Regions from separate parts of the Homo sapiens genome. Here region 2 is linked to region 1. A link is an interaction called in ENCODE POLR2A ChIA-PET data of the cell type or tissue named here. Cell type or tissue: Caco-2. All regions are shown on one strand. Each heading gives the region's core, and the rest is flanking DNA. Links, peaks and the distances in the headings are about the cores only.

The links. Peaks named below come from ENCODE experiments on the same cell type or tissue, not always from the same donor. Only the 100,000 strongest peaks of a DNase experiment are listed, where the experiment ranks them.
Region 2: POLR2A ChIA-PET joins it to region 1 with 11 read pairs; 2 of 35 experiments call an interaction of 5 or more read pairs at or near these places.

Annotation. Positions count from the first base shown.
Region 1 is chr21:41,772,268-41,783,167 of GRCh38, forward strand. It overlaps LOC102724800 (a long non-coding RNA gene), which reads left to right. Exons shown (of 5, transcript XR_937745.3): 4 at 1,849-1,928; 5 at 2,300-2,597. Among named protein-coding and RNA genes, the nearest start is that of RIPK4, 11 kb to the left of the region's middle. RefSeq lists an enhancer at 1-269. In Caco-2, for the core only: a CTCF peak has its summit at 6,157; DNase peaks (open chromatin) are centred at 6,154 and 7,154; H3K4me3 peaks cover 656 bases.
Region 2 is chr21:42,084,668-42,094,068 of GRCh38, forward strand. It overlaps UMODL1 (uromodulin like 1), which reads left to right. Exons shown (of 23, transcript NM_001004416.3): 4 at 624-745; 5 at 3,627-3,813; 6 at 5,631-5,771. Among named protein-coding and RNA genes, the nearest start is that of UMODL1, 18 kb to the left of the region's middle. RefSeq lists an enhancer at 8,710-9,215. In Caco-2, for the core only: no CTCF peak of the experiment used is centred there; a DNase peak (open chromatin) is centred at 4,748.

The sequences.
Region 1 (10,900 bases), core at 1,720-9,719:
TGGACATCTGGAAAACACACCCCTGGCCTCGCTTTCACGGTGGAAATGAGCCTGGCCCCTCCAGCTCCGGCCTGCAGCCTTTGCTGCTCCTGGCCCTCCAGCCGCCTGTCCCCTGACTGGGTCCAGCTTGGTGCTGCAGGACCGGTGCACACGCTGTCCTGGGGCCGGGAAATCTCTCTCCTGACACCACTCCCTGATGCCTGCCTGGTCTCCCCCACTCAGCCCATCATGGGTGTCTCCCCCAGCCCCAGGCTTCGTCACATTCCTCTGTTACAAGCTCAGGAGCCTGTGCACAAGTTGCCCTGCCTCCCCCACTCTCGGCTTCATGGGGCGGAGCAATCTCTGCCCCTTCCCCCACCAGGCAGAGGCTCTCCACGACCCACCCCTGCCCACCTCTACTGGCCGGCCTCTGCTACCCCCACTGTCTCTGCTGCAGCCACACTGACCCTCCTTGCTTTCTTCCCCAAACCAGCGCCCTCCTCCCCAGGCCCTCTGCACTGCTGCTGCTTCTTCCTGGGGGGCTGTGTCGTCCCTCTGCCCTCACTGCTTCCAGTTTCATGTGACCTCTCACAGCTGCCCTCCTGGATGACCCGTCTAAGACAGCGCTGGTCCCCTCCCGCTGGCCACCATCCTTCTGGGAGCCACTCAAGAGTTTAGGGGTTACCTCTCTGCTGACACTCACCCTAAAATGCGTGGTACTATTAACTTGAGTAAATATTTTGGTTACTCAAGGGTGAGCCCCACTTAGAGTCCCTCCAGAGTGCCCCCCACAGTGCCTCCTGAGAAGTACAGCAAATGCCGCTAAAATCAGAGGTTCTCTGCACACGGCACTTTTAGTACATCAGTAATCTTTTTATGGCATCCCTAGACCAAGGAAACGTCCAGCGGTTTCATTTATTCAGTGGTTAGGATCCAATAATTTAAAAAATATTGATGGAAAAATAGTCTAGCAGTTTCTCCAAAAGTTAAATATAGAATTGCCCTATGGAATTGAAAACAGGCATTCACACATAAACTTGTACATTCATGGCAGCAGTATTCATAATAGCAACAGGCGGAAACAACCCAAGTGTCCATCCATGGATGAATGGATAAACAAAATGCAGTCTCTGCATGCTGCGAAAATTCACTGGATCCCTAAAGGAAGTTCTGATACATGCTGTATTGTGGATGAACCTTAAATAGGTTCATATGTATTATACAGTTGTATGATACATTTCTATCAAATATTGTATATGGATGTTAGGTATATATACATTCGTACGGTCCATTTATATCAAATATTCAGAACAGGCAAATCCACAGAGGCAGCAAGTAGATGGGTGGTTCCAGGAGCTGAGGGACAGAGGGAATAGGGAGTTAATGGGTAGGAGTGTCCTTTCCGATAATGACAATGTTTTTGAATTGGATGGTGGTGATGATGGTTGCACATCATTGTGAATGCACTGCACTAAACGAATTGTACATTTTTATTTTTTAATTTTTTTTAGAGGTGGAGATCTTGTTATGTTGCCTAGGCTGGCCTTGAACTCTTGGGCTCGAGCAACCCTCCTTGCCTCAGCTTCCCACGTAGCTACGGGTGCACATCATCCTACGCAGTTGAACTGTACATTTTTAGATGGTTAGTTTTATGTGATGTGAATTTTATCTCAACTTTAAAACAAAGTTATATCTTAACAACTTAGTAGCTTTTTAAAAATGATATGCATAAATTAAAAGAAAAAAATTTGTATCTCATTCTTAACAATCGTTACATACTTATGGGATGGTTTCCCCTGTCCGACACTATACAACTTCTCAAACCTGGAAATGTCCTGTGCTGCGCTAATTTTCACTTACTGCTTTTAGTCACAGCAACCTCCAAAAACCCAACTTTGCAAAGATATGGCATCGTCAGAAGAAATGGGGTGCAATCTAATGTTGACAGTGTAAGTAGTCCGGAGTGAGCAGCTCACGTGGTTTCTCAGAGACTTTGCGGGTTCCTCCCAAACTTTAAAATATCCTGGTGCACCTGCAGGAGTTCCCTGTGCTGCCCCACAGTGCCACAGCACCCAGTCTGAGAACTGTAATAATACATATATGCTGGATTAAATATTATAAAGTTAATTCTTAAATACATCCTTAAGATGTCCATCCATTGCTTCTTTTCCCTCTCTCTTTTTGTTTTGTAATCAACCTTACCTTTCAAATAATTTTGTAAATATGGGCCAATTCCTTCCTTAAAACACCCACTTCTGGAAGAAATATTACACGCCCTGGAGAATTTCTTTGCACTTACTGACTCCCTCTCTCAACACAGGTGGATGAGAGTGGGACACCTGCCAGTTGTTTGCATCAGCAGACACTCAGAGTCCATGGAAAAAATGAGCCTAGAGGTTTTTAAACCACAACACAAGCAAAAGGCACCTGGTCCCGTTCCTCTTAAGACAGAAGAAAGAGGCGTAAAACCAGCTCCAGGTGCCACCCTTAAGAAATGTTACAGTGCCGGATGGGAAGAGTAAACCCTGAACATCTCTTCTTAATACTTTACAGACTTCAAGTGTATTTTATGGTGACAAAGCATATTGAAGACAAATGAAACTCTACAACCCTGAAAACCAGCCTGAATTATTTTGAGAGACAGACAGTGGCTGCAAGGAGAAGCGTCGGGATTTTCTGGGCTGGCCATCTCCAGTGTCACTGACCCCGGTCTACCCCTGCATGTTTGTTTACGGGAAAGGAGTTGAGGAGGAGGATGTATGGCTGAGAGCCTGAAAATAATCCAGGGCAGGTGGAGCGAGGAGAGGACTTTACTCCTCACACTCATGTAGGCATCCTGAAAAGCCACTTTTCTTTCCAAGGTGGGCACGGGCCTTGAGCTTGGAGTGGAGCCAGTTAAAGTTGTCCGCTCTGGGTCGTCAGATGGAGATCTTATCTTGGGTCATGAATTGTGGTTTTAGGAGAAAGGCAGAAGCTAAACCCATCTTCTGTCTGGTGGGGAGGCCCAGCAAAGGGCTCAGAAACACAGCCACAGGCCTCTTGCAGCAGCTGGATGCACATTTCAGGAGGTTGCCTGAAAGCAGAATTGACTTCAGAGAGTAGGGCAGCAGAGCCCAGCCACAGAGTGGTCCCAGGAGCCAGGAAGTGCCACACAGCCCCTCGCTTATTTTTACTCAGTATGCCACAGAAGTCCTGACCTGTTAAAAGTGCCCTTTAAGAATGGCTGGCCCACCCTCTCTCAGAGGGTTCATGCTGGGGAGAGGGTTCCTGCATGCCCGCTAAGCTCCAAATGACAACCCAGGTGTAGAAAGGGCTTAGACTTTAGGGTTCAAACCCATCCTAGAGTCCGGTCCAAGGCCAGTTACAGCCAATGGGCAGTGGTAGGTGCAGCCCAGCCCATTAGCTCATTCTTGAGCCTCAGAGGGACAGAGCAGCACTAATGGGTGCACAAATGGCTAGAATGTTCACCAACTCCTCGAGAGTGGCATTGGACATTTGGGCAAGGGTCTTATGGAGGCTGAGAGTTGACTGTGGGCTCATCACAGCTATTTTGAGGGTCTTGACAGCCCAACTAGCAAACAATTCTGCAGGGATGAGAGGTCAGGGCAAAGGGAAATGGCATTGTCAAGTGGACAGCCAAAAAGTCCAGGATGCCCCCAGGTCCTGGGGAACGGCGGGGGAGGAACTCAGGGACTGGATTACCCACAGGACCTGGTGAGACCCACAGCCACGGGCTGACTTGTGTCCACTCAGAAGCGTATGTTAAAATCCTAACCCCCAGTACTTTGGAATGTGACCTTATTTGGAAATAGAGACTTTGAAGATGATCAAGTTAAGATGAAGTCATGGGGCCGAGAGCGGTGGCTCACGCCCGTAATCGCAGCACTTCGGGAGGCTGAGGCGGGCAGATCACGAGGTCAGGAGATCGAGATCATACTGGCTAACACGGTGAAACCCCTTCTCTACTAAAAATACAAAAAAAAAAAAATTAGCCGGGCATGGTGGCGGGCACCTGTAGTCCCAGCTACTCAGGAGGCTGAGGCAGGAGAATGGCATGAACCCTGGAGGTGGAGCTTGCAGTGAGCCGAGATCGTGCCACTGCACTCCAGCCTGGGAGACAGAGCGAGACTCCATCTCAAATAAATAAATAAATAAATAAAGATGAAGTCATTAGGGTAGACCCTAAAGCAACAGAGCTAGTGTCCTTGTAAAGAGGGGAAGTCTGGACACAGACACACACCTGCACTAAGGGAAGTGGGTGGGAAACACTGGGAAGATGCCACATGACTGCAGTGACGCAGCTGCACGCCAAGTGATGCCTGGGGCACTGGAAGCCGGGGAGGGTTCCTGCCTGGCCCCTAAGCTCCAAATGACAACCCAGGCATAGGAAGGGCCTACACTTTGGGGTTCAAACCTATCCTGGAGTCTGGTCCGGGGCCAGTTACAGCTAATGGGCAGTGCTGGGTGCAGCCCAGCCCGTAAGCTCATTCTTGAGCCCCAGAGGGACAGAGCAGCTCTAATGGGTGCAAAAATGGCTGGAATATTTCACCAACTCCTTGGGTGGGTGGGTGGGGGGGGGGCATTGGACATTTTGGGCAAGGGTCTTCTTGAGGCTGAGAGAGGCCAGGAAGGAGCTTCCCCTGGAGTTGTCTGGGAGTGGGACCCTGCTGACACCGACCTCAACTTTTGACTTCTGGCCTCTAGAGCTGTGAGAGACTAAACACCTGTGGTTTTAAGCCACCTGGTTTGTGTCACTTTGCTGTGGCAGCCACTAGAAACTAATACACCCAACTAGATACGTATCTTTGTCACAGTTACAGGAATCTTTATTTTATCCAAAAGCAAAAGACACTGAACTTTTGTGTACATTCCAGGCCTGCTGATTGTAGCTGGTCTATAAGCTCGTGTCGGAGTCTATGGTGGTTGATTTTTGTGTCCCTTTGACTGAGCCACGAGGTATTTGATCAAACATTATTCCAGGTGTTTCTGTGAGGCTGCTTTTGGATGAGATTAACATGTAAATCAATAGAGTCAAGCAAATCGTTCTCCCCAATGCAGATGGGTTTCGTCCATGCAGCTAGAGGCCTGAAAAGAAGGAAAAGCTGATCATCCTCGTGTAAGAGAGAATCTCTCCTACCCAACGGCCTTCCAGCTGGGATACTGGCTTTTTCTTGCCTTTAGACTTGAACTGAACAATTGGCTCTTCCTGGCCTCAGGCTTTGGGACTCAGAAGCACACATTGACTGTCCTGGGGCTCCAGCTTATGGACTACCCTGCAGAAAGACTGTGGGACTCGTCAGCCATCATCATCCTGTGAGCCAGTTTTACACAGACACACACACACACAGTCGCACTCTCATGCTCACACATACACACTCACACACAATCACACACTTGCACACACACAGACACTCTTACACACTCATTCACACACTCACATGTGCACACACACAGTCTCTCACACACATCACACACACACACACACACACACACACACACACACACTATTGGTTCTGTTTCTCTGTATAACCCTGATGAATTCAGGATCTTAAAGGTTACCTATTTCATTGTAATGCTGTTTTCTAGCACCAGGCTAGTCCTTTTGTCGGCAGAACTGGTAGGCTCACTTTTTTTTTTTTCAGACTGTTTTGTGTTTTATTTTCTTCCATTTACAAAAAAGCATTTCTAAGCCAGGGCAGTGAAGCCTGACGCTACCGTTCACGGTCAGTGAAATGAGCATTCGAGGATGGGACTCAGCCTGTCTGGACAGGTCCCCAGACAAAAAACACAGAGAATCAAGAACGCAGGCGCTCCCTGTCGGACGCCAGGCCGGGCCCTGTGACAAGGATCTCAGCGCTGGCGGTGGGGCTGCCCTGCGGGTTCGAGGCCTGGCTCTTCCTGCCCCACTGCCTGGTGTGTAGCCCAGGGGCCGGGCCGCCTGCGCCCCCCGCCGGGGGGCACGCCCGGCCCAGGGTTGGGGGTGTCCGGCTTGCCCCCAGGGGGCCAGCGGGGCCTCTGTTATCTCGCTCCAGAACCGACATCGCCAGCCAAGACCTTCCTCGTGGAGCCCTCGGTCTGGCCAAGGACGCTCCTTGGAGTCTGCTTAGACGCACAGCGGGCTCAGCTTTGCCAAATTCTCCAAGGAGACTTTCCATGAGGCGCCTCCTGCCATCTGTGGGCGGCGTTGGGAACTGCGGCCACCGCTGCTTGGGAATCAGGACGTCCCAGCTCCCAACCGGCGGTCATTCATTCCCTCAACACACACTCTGGGCCGCCCGCCTGGCTCCAGGCAGGCCCTCCGGGGACTCGGGAAATAGGAGTTGTTAAACATTTCTGAAACATTCCTCTTCCATTTATTCTGTGATTTTCTTCAGAAACACAAGGCGTGCACGAGTCAGCTTATCAGCTTATCCTTCACCCACACGTAGGCTCTTCTTTCCAATCAATTTTATCTTTGTTTTTTTCTAAGAAAATTTTAGGGATTTTACTTGTTTTTGTTTTGTTTTTGGGTTTTTTTGTGTGTTTTGTTGTTGTTATTTTGTTTTTTTTTTTTTTTGGTGGGGGGTTGGCTTGGTTTGGTTTTTGCTTCATTTTTTAATTTTAGGGATTTTTAAAAAGCCAGCATTCCTTAATCTTCTGATTGTTGTGTGACTGTTGTATAATATTGAGAAATACATTCCTGTCATCCACAACTAACAACCATTAATAATGTGTCGTATTGTTTACTTTTTTGTTTTTAACTAAATTTTGCTTTGGGGAAGTATCCATGACGATACAATATAGCTGTGAGATATTTCCTGTACCTGCTACGTAACACCCCTTCATGTAAAACGCAGAGCATTTGGTTTATCCACATCCCCCCGCCCCCCGCCCATGCATATTAGTGGTTTCCAGTGCTAAAGGGACAGCGCCCCCCACGTGCATTTCTCCAGGTACTGAGGCAGGAGAATAGGGGCTGGAGGCAGGGGACCAAAGGCTGTTTCACTCAGACTTCCTACAACTAAATTGAAAGGAAAACCCTAACTTTCCACTCCTAAGTAACAAAAGGACCAGAGGCTATTCCCTTTCTAAACCCCCCCACCTTTTCCTCGAGGCAAATGGGAAATTGGCTGTCCGCAACCAATCAGACTGATTGTGGGTGGAGTCTTCGTTTGCACCTCTGTACCTTCGCTCCAGTCTCTGAACGGTTGCTGTCCACAACGAATCAGACTGATTGCGGGCTCAGCCTTCGTTTGCATAGAAGTATAACTTTGTAACTTCACCCTAGCCTCTGACTGGTTGCTTTTGGCACCTTCATTTACATGAGGTGAGCATGATGTGGCCAATTGGAAACTTCTAGGGGATATTTGGACCCAAGAAGATCCTGTATCCAGGCCCTTGAGCCGCTGCTCGGGTCCGCTCCCATACTGTGGAGTGTACTTTGGTTTTCAATAAATTCCTGCTTTCGTTCTTTTGCTGCTTCATTCTTTCTTTGCTTTGTTGGGCGTTTTGTCCAATTCTTTGTTCAAAATGCCAAGAACCTGGACAAGTTGCAGTTATGACCCTCGACCGGTGATAGTAGCACTCGCTCCTAACAGCTTGGCTGCAGTAAGCCTAGGCTTCCAGGGAGAGCCTCTGCACCTGCTGCTGTGCTGCTTGAGTTCTCTCAGACAAGGAAGCATGAAAAGGGCTGCCTTTTTCAAACAGCAGGGGAAGGAAAACACAGTGATAACAAATCCAAATATTATTTCAATTGAGATCTTATCATATACATCATATACACAGCCATTTAAAAAGTGAAAACAAATATAATAAAATCAAATTATATTCAATAAAAAAAGCAAGGCGCAGGCATTTACATAATGAGACCCACTTCTCTTAATGTATTATATAGTCTGTAAAAGCAAAAGATGTGAAGCACCCCAAATCCCCATGGATGGGCGATGGTTGAATTATTATCACTCATCCATAGGAAAGACTGCCGTGCAATTGTGAAAATGGGAGGAGGACTGTGTCTACACGTGCCTCTGGAGTGATTGCACAGACCACTCTGAACAGAGCAAGGTGGAGGAAATCTTCCATTTTTCCAGTACAGGCAGGAAATAGGGACCCATCCCTCTGTCTATCTATTTACTATCTTTATTCCCATCCATCTATTATCTATCTATGTTTCTACCATTCATCATCTATGTACTACCTAACTACTTGCCTACCTGTTCTCTATCATCTATCTACCATCAATCAATCTATCTCTCCCTATCTGCTTCCATTCTAAAAATAAACAGTGTGAGCACAGTCCACAGGGAGGGGGCTGGAAGTCTCTGGGGGAAGACACAAGTCCTTGTTGCACATGCCCTGTTTTCTAGATTTGACTATGAAACCATGCAAATATTTTACATCCTTATAAAACACAATTAACTTTAAAAAGCAATGTCTAAATACCAAAAATAAAATAAGACAAATGAACCAAATGTGTATCCATTTGGTAGCCTGACTAACCAGAGGGGAGCTATTCCAATTGACTTTAAAACGTAGGAATTTAAAAGTAACTACTAGTGGAAAATGCACTAAGGGCAAAAAGAACAGAGAAAGAAAGGAAAGGAAGAAAGGAAGGAAAGGAAGAAAGAAAGAAAGGAGGGAGGGAGGGAGAGAGAGAAAGAGAGAGAAAGAGAAAGAAAGCAAGAGAGGGAGGGAGAAAGAAAGAGAGAGGAGAGGAGGAAAGAAAGAAAGGAAGGAAGGAGGGGAGGGAGGAGAGGGAGGAAAGGAAGGAAGGAAGGAAGGAAGGAAGGAAGGGAGGGAGGGAGGGAGGGAGGGAAGGAGGGAGGGAGGCATCTTAACCCCTTTCCCACAATCACACTATTGGCTGAGTGTTGATGTTATCCTGAGACTGCCCTGTGTGTGTTGAAGCATAAAGGAAATGTGATATAGAAACTCTATCATTAGCTCTATGGTAAAGAACTGAGATTTTTGGCATGAGAAAATAAAAGTTAAGAAGCTGTAATTTAAAAGAAAAATATTGGCCAGACACAGTGCCTCATGCCTGTAATCCCAGCACTCTGGAAAGTGGGAGGATCACTCAAGCCCAGGAGTTCAAGACTAACCTGGGCAACAGAGTGAGACCCCGTCTCCCCCCAAAATAAACAAAATTAGCGAACATGGTGGCATGCACTTGTGATCCTGGATATTTTGGAGGCTGAGGTGGGAGGATTGCTCGAGCCCAGGAGTTTGAGGCTGCAGTCAGCCATGATCACAACACTGCACTCCAGCCTGGGCAACAAAGTGAAACCTTGTCTCAAAAAAATAAAAAATCATAAAAGACAAGGAAAATATCAGCACGAAATAATAATTAAAATCAATAAAAATGGATAATGCAAGCATTCTATTAATTAGGCTCATTATCATAATGTAAATACATATTTGGGGAACTTGTTCCTCCAAACAGCAATGCTCTCTCTTCCTCCTCTACACTTTATGCCAACTAATTTTACATAAATGGGAAACTGTCATTTCTACCAAAGCGAGCTGCACTGTGTTTCTTGGGGTGAACCTTTAGGGAGACAGCCATTGTGAGAATGAAAGGGGAAATATATTATTGAAAGTTTACTTACAGTTTTTAAAAATGCCTATTTCCTCCCTGTTTTCTCCCACCCTCCAAGTTTATTAGTTACCTCTATCCACTAGCAATGGACAGATTTTCATGATTTAATTATTTTTACTATCAATTTTAAAAGTCAGCAAAACATATTTACTTTTTAACAATATATCATTTTAAAAGGGTACAGAGTTGCAGTTACATAGGACGACTAAGTCTAGAGGTCCAGTGCAGAGCCTGAGGACTGTACTTAACAATTCTGTGCTGTACCCCGGAAATTTACCAAGAGAGATTTCAGGTGCTGTCACCACACAAACACACAAAACGCAACCGTGGGGAGGTGGACATGTTCATATGCTTGACCGTAGTAACTTTGCTGTGAGTATCTCTATCAACACATCATGTTACACAATGTAAATATATGCCTTTTTTTTTTTTTTTTTTTTTTTTGAGATGGAGTCTTGCCCTTGTCGCCCAGGCTGGAGTGCAATGGCATGATCTCCGCTCACTGCAACCTCCGCCTCCCAGGTTCAAGCAATTCTCCTGCCTCAGCCTCCCACATAGCTGGGATTACAGGCGCCTGCCACCACGACCAGCTAATTTTTGTATTTTTAGTAGAGACAGGGTTTCACCATGTTGGCCAGGCTGGTCTCGAACTCCTGACCTGGTGATCTGCCCACCTCGGCCTCACAAAGTGCTGGGATTACAGGCGTGAGCCACCATGCCTGGCCACCATTTTTATTTTTAAAATGATAAAACAAAACACATTGCTGAACCAAGAAAAGAATTGAGATGATCGTGCAAATAATGATGCATACTATATTTGGGAAAAATAAAAGTTATGAAACAGTAGCAGGTCCAAGTTATATACGCAACTGTGTAAAATGTGTTCTTTAAAAATCAGGGTTTCTGTGCTTTCAGCAACCTACACATGTTCTGACTTGTGATCTCAAGGTCTGGGAGACATGTGTGGTGAAATCACACACACCTGCCCCAGCAGAGGGGTCACTGGACGTCTTCATGCGCTGCAGGGAACTCAGATGAAAGGGACCTTAAGTAATGTAACCTTTACGTTAGATTCAAACATGCCTTTATGACTGCTCATCTGATTTGTAATTTAAAGCTTAAGCAAAGTATGGCATTATTTAAATGCTCATTTTTAATTTGTTGAAAGAAAAGTCAATATTTATCATGAAGACTGCGGCTCAAGCCTAAGACCTATCTAGTGGGAAGCAGGACCAGAGCAAAGGTCTGACTGTACGTGAACATTTTAAATTTTTTTTTTTGTTTTTTTTTTTTTTGAGACAGAGTCTCACTCTGTTGCCCAGGCTGGAGTGCAGTGCTGTGGTG
Region 2 (9,401 bases), core at 1-8,000, 310 kb after region 1:
CTTTTGATTGGGGTCTGCATCCAGGAGAATGGGAGAATGGGATGGCCTATACATATATATATATGTATAATGTTACATATTATTTAATATTTAAAATATTATATATTATAGCGTTAGTATGGTATGCAGTAATAAAGCAATAGTATACATAATATCAGATATTATGATAATACTATATCATTATACTACATGCTATTATATAGTATATATCATATTACATATGATTATACTATCCAATATTTGTAGTATCAATAAAATAATGACAAAGTATAAAGTAATTTTCTATATCAACATACTATGACAGTATAATGAGGCTGATAGGCTCTATTTACCTCCTAAGCAGATCTCTTCAAGGGAAGGCCTGCTGCTGTGGGTCCCAGGCCCAGCTCACCTCTGAGCAGGGATCGGTGGTCTTCAGGGACATTAGGATGGAGAGGAGCGAGGGGCGGGCAGTGAGGACATCCCCCGTCTCCTGTGGTAGATGTCTTTTTGCAGGGAGGTAAATGCAGAGCAGGGCCTCTCATGGCCTCTGGTTCCCTCTCCTGCCCCCTCTCCCACCCCAGCAGCTTTTGTGACTTCAACCTGTCCTGGGTCCATAATCATCAGTGTTTTCCCTTGTGTAGCTCCAGAGAGGGACCCTGTGGGCTCCTGGTACAACGTCACCATACTGGTGAAAATGGACTTCAAGGAACTCCAGCAAGTGGACCCCAGGCTCCTGAACCACATGCGCCTTCTGCATTCCTTGGTAGGTGAGACAGACGGGGGCTGCCTGCACCCTCCTTGTGGCAGCTGCTCAGGCAGACCCAGGTATGGGGCCGTGGAAGGGACCTGGGGGTTGGGGAGGGTGATGTTCCCCAAATGGCCCCAAATGACTGACTCTGAACGAAATTCTAGTTCTTAAAAAATCAGCTTCAAAGAGGTATGATTTACATGCAACAAAATGCACACAACTGAAGCGTGTAGTTGGCTGAGTTGTTATGTGTGTACCCTCATAGGCCCGCCTGTCGTGGTGGAGAACGCGGATCCCTAAGCTTGCAGGGGTCTGCAGTCCCAGCAAAGACAGCCTAAGCCCCGAGCTCTTCCCTCACCACCCTCAGTCCCAATTTCTTCAAGTTCTGGCTCCTGCTTCGTGGAAGCCAGCACCAACCTGGGAGTGCTGAGATGGGAACCGTAGCCCAGGGCTGGAGAGCACCCTGGGGTCTGATGGTTAGCAGCGCCCCTGGCCTCTCCACACAAGTCAGAAGCACACCCCAGGGTGGCATCCAAAACTGTCTCCAGACGTCGCCCACTGTCCCCTGGGGATAAAAACAAACACCCTGGCTGACCCTTGCTGATGACACAGGTCATGCTTTCTGGCCCATCAGCAGTGATTACCAACCAGGATGTCTTCTCCAGCTCAGGCCACCATCAGTCTCGGGAATCCCAGTGTGGACAGGGCGCTGCGTGTCCCCAAGGCTGCCGCGTGTCCCCAAGGCCGCCCTCCCTGGGGGATGGTCTGGCTTCAGGACCGGCTGCTGACAGGGGCTTGTGCTCAGAGGGGCCTCAGCTTGGTCTAATGTGCTGCTGTTGCCTCTGGAAATGCCGAACACTTTTCAGACAAGGGGCCCCGCATTTTCCTTTGGCATCTGTGTAGCTGTTCTGTGCTTCAGATCTTTTGTGTGTCCCATATGTCCCTGGGTGTCTTGGTGTCAAACCCAGGGTTGGGTCACTCCTTGGCCGTTAGACTAAGCTGGCTGGCAGCCCAGATCAGATGGTGCACACCTCATGTTGTTCTGGGCTGCTGGCCAGTGAGCTGCTAGACAGGTAGTCTGCAGCCTCGGCCTTAACAGCCCGGGCTAGGAGTGATTCCTGTTTCCTCTTAGCTTGTTAAGGGGACTGCCCAATTGGCCAGTAAGAAACTAGCTCTGAAGCCACACTGCCTGGCCCTAGTGTTGCCACTCATCAGCTGTGTGACCTTGGGTAAGTCACTTAACCTCTCTGTGCCTGAGATACCTCCTCCATTAAACATAAATAATCGGCCAGGAGTGGTGGCTCAAGCTTGTAATCCCAGCACTTTGGGAGGCCGAGGCAGGCGGATCACTTGAGGTCAGGAGTTAAAGACCAGCCTGGCCAACATGGCGAAACCCTGTCTCTACTAGAAATCCAGTAATTAGCCAGGCGTGGTGGCACGTGCCTGTAATCCCAGCTACTGGGGAGGCTGAGGCAGGAGAATTGCTTGAACTCAGGAGGCGGAGGTTGCAGTGAGCTGAGATCGTGCCACTGCACTCCAGCCTGGGCTACAGAGCGAGACTCTTGTCTCTAAATAAATAAAAAGTAAATAAATAGAAATAATCATAACCCTGCCTGAGACAGGGCCATGAGCTTAAATCATACATGTAAAGAGCTTGAGATGGTTCCTGAGCTTCCTGATGCGTGTGGGGCCTGAGATGTTGTGGTTGTTGTGTTTTCAATATTGCTGCGTGACACCTGCTGTCTCCTCGTGCATGTAGGTTTCATGTCTCCAACCAGCCCATTACCCCCTGCAGAAGCGCCTGCCTTGCACAGGGGTCAGGCACCAGCAGGGGCTGGTCTCTGAGGCCTGCTTCTGCTGCTGAATAAGGGGTTCCGATGAGGTCGGGGCTGGTTCCCAGTTCTGTATGCTAAATTATGAGCTGCATCTCCTCCCAGGAAGGGGCTTCAAGTGTGTATCGGAGGACTCCTGCTCTCCCCAAACCTCCTTTGGAGTTCCCAGTGGAGGCTTGGGGGTTTGCTGGCAAAGTTTGTTCTGGTGACCACTGGTCTGGCTGTGCAGCTGCCAGTTCACCTGGCTTCCCAAGGGTTGAGATTTCAAGATATTAAGCTGAAATAAAAATACTGCATATGAAATGAGGAAAGTGATCATTAAACCTCAGAAAAATAATTGGATGTGTACAACAGGAGACCGTGGCTTTTGATCTCTAATTGTCTAATTCTAGTTCTAATTCTCTGTTGTCAGCTGCAAGAGACCTGCAGTCTTGGCAAGGGCAGAAGACCGAGGGTCCTGGGTCTGGCTGCTGTATTAGTGTCCTGGGGCCACTGTAACCAAGGACCACAGACTGGGGGCTTCAAACAACAGAAACTTATTCTGTCACAGTTCTGGGGGCTGAAGAGTCTGAAATCAAGGTGTCGGCAGGGCTGGTTCCTCCTGAGGCCCCCAGGCCTCTCTCCTTGGCCTGCAGACGGCTGTCTTCTCTGTCTCTTCACACTGTCTTCCCCCATTCATGTCTGTTTCTGTGTCCAAATTTCCCCTTTTTGTGAGGGCACCAGCCATATTGGATTAGAACCCACCTTCACTAATTATATCTGCAGTAACCCTATTTCCAAATAAGGTCACATTCTGAGGTACTGGAGGTTAGGACTTCAACATATGGATTTTAGGGGACAGAATTCAGCTTATCACAACTGGTACTGAAAGGTACTGATAGTTCCGGTTTGTAGGACTTCTATTGGGATAGTGATGGATAGATAAGTACTGTAGAGGTTCTTTGCTGAAGAGCAGAATGGTACGTGTGTGTGGACAGTTCATTTCAGCTCTGCGGGCCTCAGTCTCCTCGTCTGTCTGACGGGGTGTCCTTCTGCTGTGTGACACTCTGATTCTGCCTTCACAGGTCACCAGCGCCCTGCAACCAATGGCCTCCACCGTCCACCACCTGCACTCAGCCCCTGGGAACGCCTCCACCACAGTGTCGCGGCTGCTACTGGGCCTGCCACGGCCACTGCCTGTGGCTGACGTCTCCACCCTGCTGGGTGACATTGCGAAGCGTGTCTATGAAGTGATCAGCGTCCAGGTGCAAGGTTGGGCTTCCCTCAATCCTCCCTCTGGGGAGGCTGCAGGGTGGTGCCTGAACAGCCAAAATGCAAGGTGGACGCTAAAGCCAGACCAGTCCTTTGTCTTTTAAAGGAGGTTTAAGTTCAGGAGCAAAAGAATAACTGGTTCAAGTGTGTTCATCCCACAGGTGTGGGACCCATCTTCAGCTCACCCTGTAAATTCCAAGTCCCCAAGTGCAGACCTCTAGAACTTATTTTGCCCCCCATTTCCCGCCCCTCTCCTCTTCCCTCCATCTCTCCTCGGATCCCTCTGGCCTCCTGCCCCCTCGGCAGGCTTCTCCTTCCATCCTAGTGGACACTGGAGTGCAAATCCCAGAGCCACACACAAAGAACTTGTTTCTTCATTTCTTTGGTTTCCTAAATTTCCCTCTCGCCTCTTTCCCACCCTTGCCAAGGACATCCTTGTACTCCAAAGGCTCCTTCAGCACAATTTGTCTAAAGTTGAATTTGTATCTGGCAAAGCACATAGACGTGGCCTTGTTTCTGGAAGAAATTACCTATTCTTTGTTGTTGTTGTTCTATGTCAGGAATTGGCAAGCCTCATCTAAAAGGGATCAGATAGTAAATATTTTTGGCTTTGCGGGCCCACGTGGTCTCTGTCTCAACGACTCAGCCCTGCTGTTGTAGTAGTCACAGACAGTCCGCAAGCAAACCCCTGGGCTCCCGTACGGCTTCCTGTACCCAAGCAGGAGGCAGCCAGGCTAGTCTGCTGCTCCCAGGGCTTTGCAGGAGGGTGGCTGCCTTGGTGAAGCCTCTTCTATGACACTGAGGAGGCACGTGACAATGCCAGGGCTCAGAGCCGTGTGAAAGCTCTAGTGATTGCATTGATCTCCCTTCAGATCCGCACATGTTCTGCAGAACCAAGCTGCATTGCTCTAGTGCCATTAAGCAAAGTGCTCGTTCTGTCATCTGCTCTGTCAATGACCTTTGGCCAGAGGTTGCAGGAGCACACCTGTGGGTGGACCAGTTGAGTTTATTATTCGAGGCAGCGAGGGAGAACCCACACCATGGAGAACCATGTGGTTTCTCAGTAGGAGATTGTTAGAAAGAACCTGTTATAGGATGTGGGTTTTGACTGGGTGGTTTGGGGAGGGTCTAGGGAAGTGTGATTTTGTTCTGAATTGAATGCCATCAGAAAATGGAGGCAACTCCACGACTGGGAATGTCAATACATCTAAGCAAAAGAGATGGGAACAATTGCATAAAGATAAGCCATAGTTTGTAAAGAACTAATAATCACTCATTTGGGCCAAGGGAGGGGCATTAGTATTTTGTGGGTGACACATGAGCTTATCGCGCTGTCTGTACTTAGACAGCATTATGAAGAGGCCCTGTCTGAGGCTGGCTGCTGTGAGATGGTTCTGTTTGGGAGGCCTGGGCCAGCCTCAGAACGTCAGGGGTGGCTCTGGGTTTCCTTGTTGGCGCAGAAAACACCCACTGATTTACTTTACGCTTGGGGTGGGATGTTTTGGCCCCACCTTTTCATGACCACTCAGACTCAGTCCAGCCCAGAGTGATTTGCTCACGTGAGGCTGCCCGGTGAGCCAGCCGCGAGCCCTGCCTGAACGTGGGCTGCTGCTTGGATGACGATGGCCAGCAGCCGCACAGGGCCTTCTAAGACGAGACTTCCATAGTCTCCCTTGGGATCACTGCCCAAGGCACCCCTCAACCGACGTGGCACAAATCCGTGGCACGAGTCCACAGAGGCCGTGTGTGTGCAGGTAGATGAAGATGACGAGGTAGCTGCGACTGCTGAGTGTGGGTCCTGCTCTCCTTCCCTGTAGATGTCAATGAGTGTTTCTATGAGGAGCTCAATGCCTGCTCTGGAAGGGAACTGTGCGCAAACCTGGAGGGCTCGTACTGGTGCGTCTGTCACCAGGAAGCTCCAGCCACGTCTCCACGGAAGCTGAACCTGGAGTGGGAAGGTAATGGCTAGGCTCTCTCAGATGGCATGGGAATGGCTTAATTCCTGTTTGCCCCGGGAATACTCACCAGCAGTGCTTACAGCTGCAGCATTCACCCCGAGATAACTCTGCCATGAAATATCTTGCTTTTATTATTATTTTCGCATCACTGTGGTATATTGACTTTGGAAACAGAGGACACAATTCTACTTATAGCATTCTGCTTTTAGTAGTGGTATTTCCATTTACAAAATATAGTGATTCTCAATCACTGAAAATGTCAAATCCTAGAAAACAGCAGTCCCACGTGTGTTGTTAACATTGTTCTCGAACAAGTTGTTGGCCGACGATTCATTTGCTGAACCTGTTTTTCTGAAATAGATGATTCTGATGATTCAGACAGTTCTGATGTTAGTTCTGTTTAGAAGTAATTCCAAGAACAGTTTTTATATTTTGTTTTCATATTGAAAATCAGTTAGATTTGCTTCAGCCCCAAAGAGCTTGTTTATGTAAAATTAAATGAGTGCCGGCAGTGAGCTGCCGTTTTTTTCTTCGAAACGGGAAAAGGGTGAAGGCATTTTTTAAAGGCTGGATGGTCTTCAGACCACAGGGACTCTTCTTGCCAAGAGGGAATGGCTGGCTAACCGGCACAGAATACACTTAGTTCTTTCAGCCATTATTGATCTCCTAGTGGGCCACCCTCGCATCTTCTTTGGCTTAGGAAATGTTGATTTAGGTGCTATTCACTGTGCTAGGTGCTGGTAATGGAAGCATGCAGAAGCAGGTCCTAATCTCTGCCTGTCTAGTGGATTGTGGAAATGGAGACATTTTGGCGCATGAAAGGGCAGGACTGATGTCTGCACTGGAACCACGAGGATAAGCTGGGACCATCCCTAGCATCGCGGGATCAGCCTGGAGAGCAGAAGAGCGGACTGGGTGTTGGGGGAAGCATGTAGATAAACGTGCCCAGGTCTGTCCCTGTTGGGAGTGGGGAGGGATGTACCAGCCAGGACTGGCACACGGGATTGGCTCTGCCATCAAGCAGCTTGGAAGAAGAAGTAACTGTGTAATCTGAAATGTAGGAAGGTGCTATAAAGACGATACTCTGAGTGCAGGAGTCTAGGGTGTGGAAGGTGGTGGAGAAAGGGATTCCGGCAACATTTTAGAGATAGAACCTCTGGAACTTATTGATTAATTCAGTGAAGAAGAGGAAAAAGGAAAGAAGACGGAATCCAGATGTCTTGACTGAACAGTGGAGTAGAAGGTGTTTCCATTGGAGAGGATGGGGAAGACCCGAGCTGTTGTTATTATTGTCAATAATAGTTATAGCTGAGATGGAGTGAGTGGCGGTGCCAGGATGCTGATTGAGTTGGACGCGTGGTGCTGGAGCACAGAGGCGGGGCTGGGCTGCATACGTGAGTCCAGGGTCACCTCCAGGTGACACTTAAACCATGGTATGGCTGAGAGAAGGGAAGAGGCCTGGGGCCTGTGGCCAGAGAACCCCAACAGTGCCAGGTCAGTGCAGGAGGAGAGGCTGCAGATGACCTGGGTAAGGCAGGAAAACAGCTGGAAGGGCGTGCGCAGCAAGGTCAGCAGGGAAGGCTCAGCAAGCCCCAAGCGAGCAAGCGGTAAGCTGGCCGGCAAGCAGGGAGGGTACACGCATGGGTAACAGCAGGGCAGGAAAGTGCCTGTGGGAACTACGGGGATCCGGTGCAGACTTCAGGAGAGCAGAAGGGAAGCAGCCAGCAGCCCGGGTTAGGAAGACAGCTGGAGGAGAGAAAGAAGCGAGAATAGCCGAGAATCCTGCAGGGAAGCTTGACTATGAACAGGCTGAGGGAAGGAAAGCCTGATGTGGAGGAGGCTGTGGACTCCCAGGGGGTCTCTCAAAAGACAGGCGAAGCTGATCCCGGCTCTTTCTATTCCCTGTTCCTTTCCAGGTTTTGACCTTATTGAACGCAGGGTTGAGGGTTTTTTTGTTTTTTTTTTTAAACCTTATTTAAATCCTGCTACATGTGTAATTTTATAAGCTGCTTTCTTCAGTTCCTATAATGTGTATAAAGTTTCCAAGAAGAAGCCTGGTTTTCACCATGATAATTATTGGTGGTTGAAAACTAGTGGCTTTCTAAAGCAATCATATAATATTCTTTCCCCTCACGGGAGCACTTCTGTTGCTTTCAAGAGTCTGGAACTGTAACCTTGTGACAGGGGTTACAGGGAATCTCTTTATATCCAATTTGAATTCGTTAATCATTTAATTTGCATGTTCTTTTTCCTTAAAAGGGACTCAACATTGAGGACCATCCCTTTGTTCACAATAACACCACAGCTGGCAGTTGCCCGCACTTCACGCGCTCTGGGCTCTGCTCTGAGCACTCTGTGGGTATTGCTTCGTTTAAATTCTTAGACTAACCCCAAGAGGCAACTACTCTCCTTAAGCTCATTTTTTTTTTCAGAAGAGGAAATTGAGGGGGACGAAGGTGATTTTCTTGCATAAGATCCCAAGGCTGGTCCTCTGAAGACGCACATGAACCAGCTGTGTCCCAAGGCTGTCTTCCCTAGGAGCCCTCTGGCGGGGACCTGCCTGAGAGTGTGATGGGCTCTCCCCCGCCCTCGGGGGCTGCCTTTTGTCCCAGTGCACTCAGGAAAACCGCCATGCCCTTTCCAACCTTCATGAGTGCTTAGGACCAAGAGTTGGGTAGAGCTCCAGAAGAGTTGAATTATTTTATTTGGCGTTCTAGAACCCAACTAGGAAAAGGAGTCTAAGGTTCTGGTTTATTTATTTATTTAATTAATTTTATTGTTTGTTTTTTATAGAGACAGGGTCTTACTCTGTCACCCAGGCTGGAGTGCAGTGGCGTGATCGCCGGTCACTGCAGCCTCCAGCTCCCAGGCTCCAATCTCAGCCTCTGGAGTAGCTGGGACCACAGGCATGCACCACCACAGCCATGCGCCACCACAGCTGGCTCATTTTTAAATTTTTTTGTAGAGACGAGGTCTCACTGAGTAGCCCAGGCTGTTCTCAAGCTCCCAGCCTCAAGAGATCCTTCCTCCTTGGCCTCACAAAGCGCTGGGATTGCAGGCAGGAGACCCCGTGTTCAGCCTAAGGTTCTGATTGGCTCTTCTCGTTGTCCTGTGGGCGAGGGGTTGGGGGAGTGGACCAGTTCCCAGAGCCAGCTGTGGATGTGGCGGGCTCCAGGGTCAGATCTTCCCCCCATCACCAGGAACGTTCCCCTCCTATCAGAATGAGGCTGTGTGGGGAGAGCGGACTTGCCCTCCACCCACTGGCAGATGAATCCCTGGTGCCCCGCAAAGAGCAGGCACTCCACAAACGTTTCCTGGATCAATCACGGAAAGAGAGGTTTTCACAGTGGTCATCCCCGGGGTCTCCAGGTATTAAAAATTTCCAGCCCAGCTCTGCCAGCAAAACACTGAGAACACTCCTGTACCCCGCAGCACGTGGCCTTGAGATCCACTTAGAACTTCGCGCCACGTCCACATCCCACGGCACCCCACTAAGCTCTGCAGAGAACTGTCTATAGATTCCTGCTCTGTGGCTTCCAGGGTGAGAATCCTGTCCCTTTCGTGAGCACAGAAGGTTGGAAAACAGGTATTTTCCAAATAGTTATTTTTACCCTGGTCAGTCATCCGGAA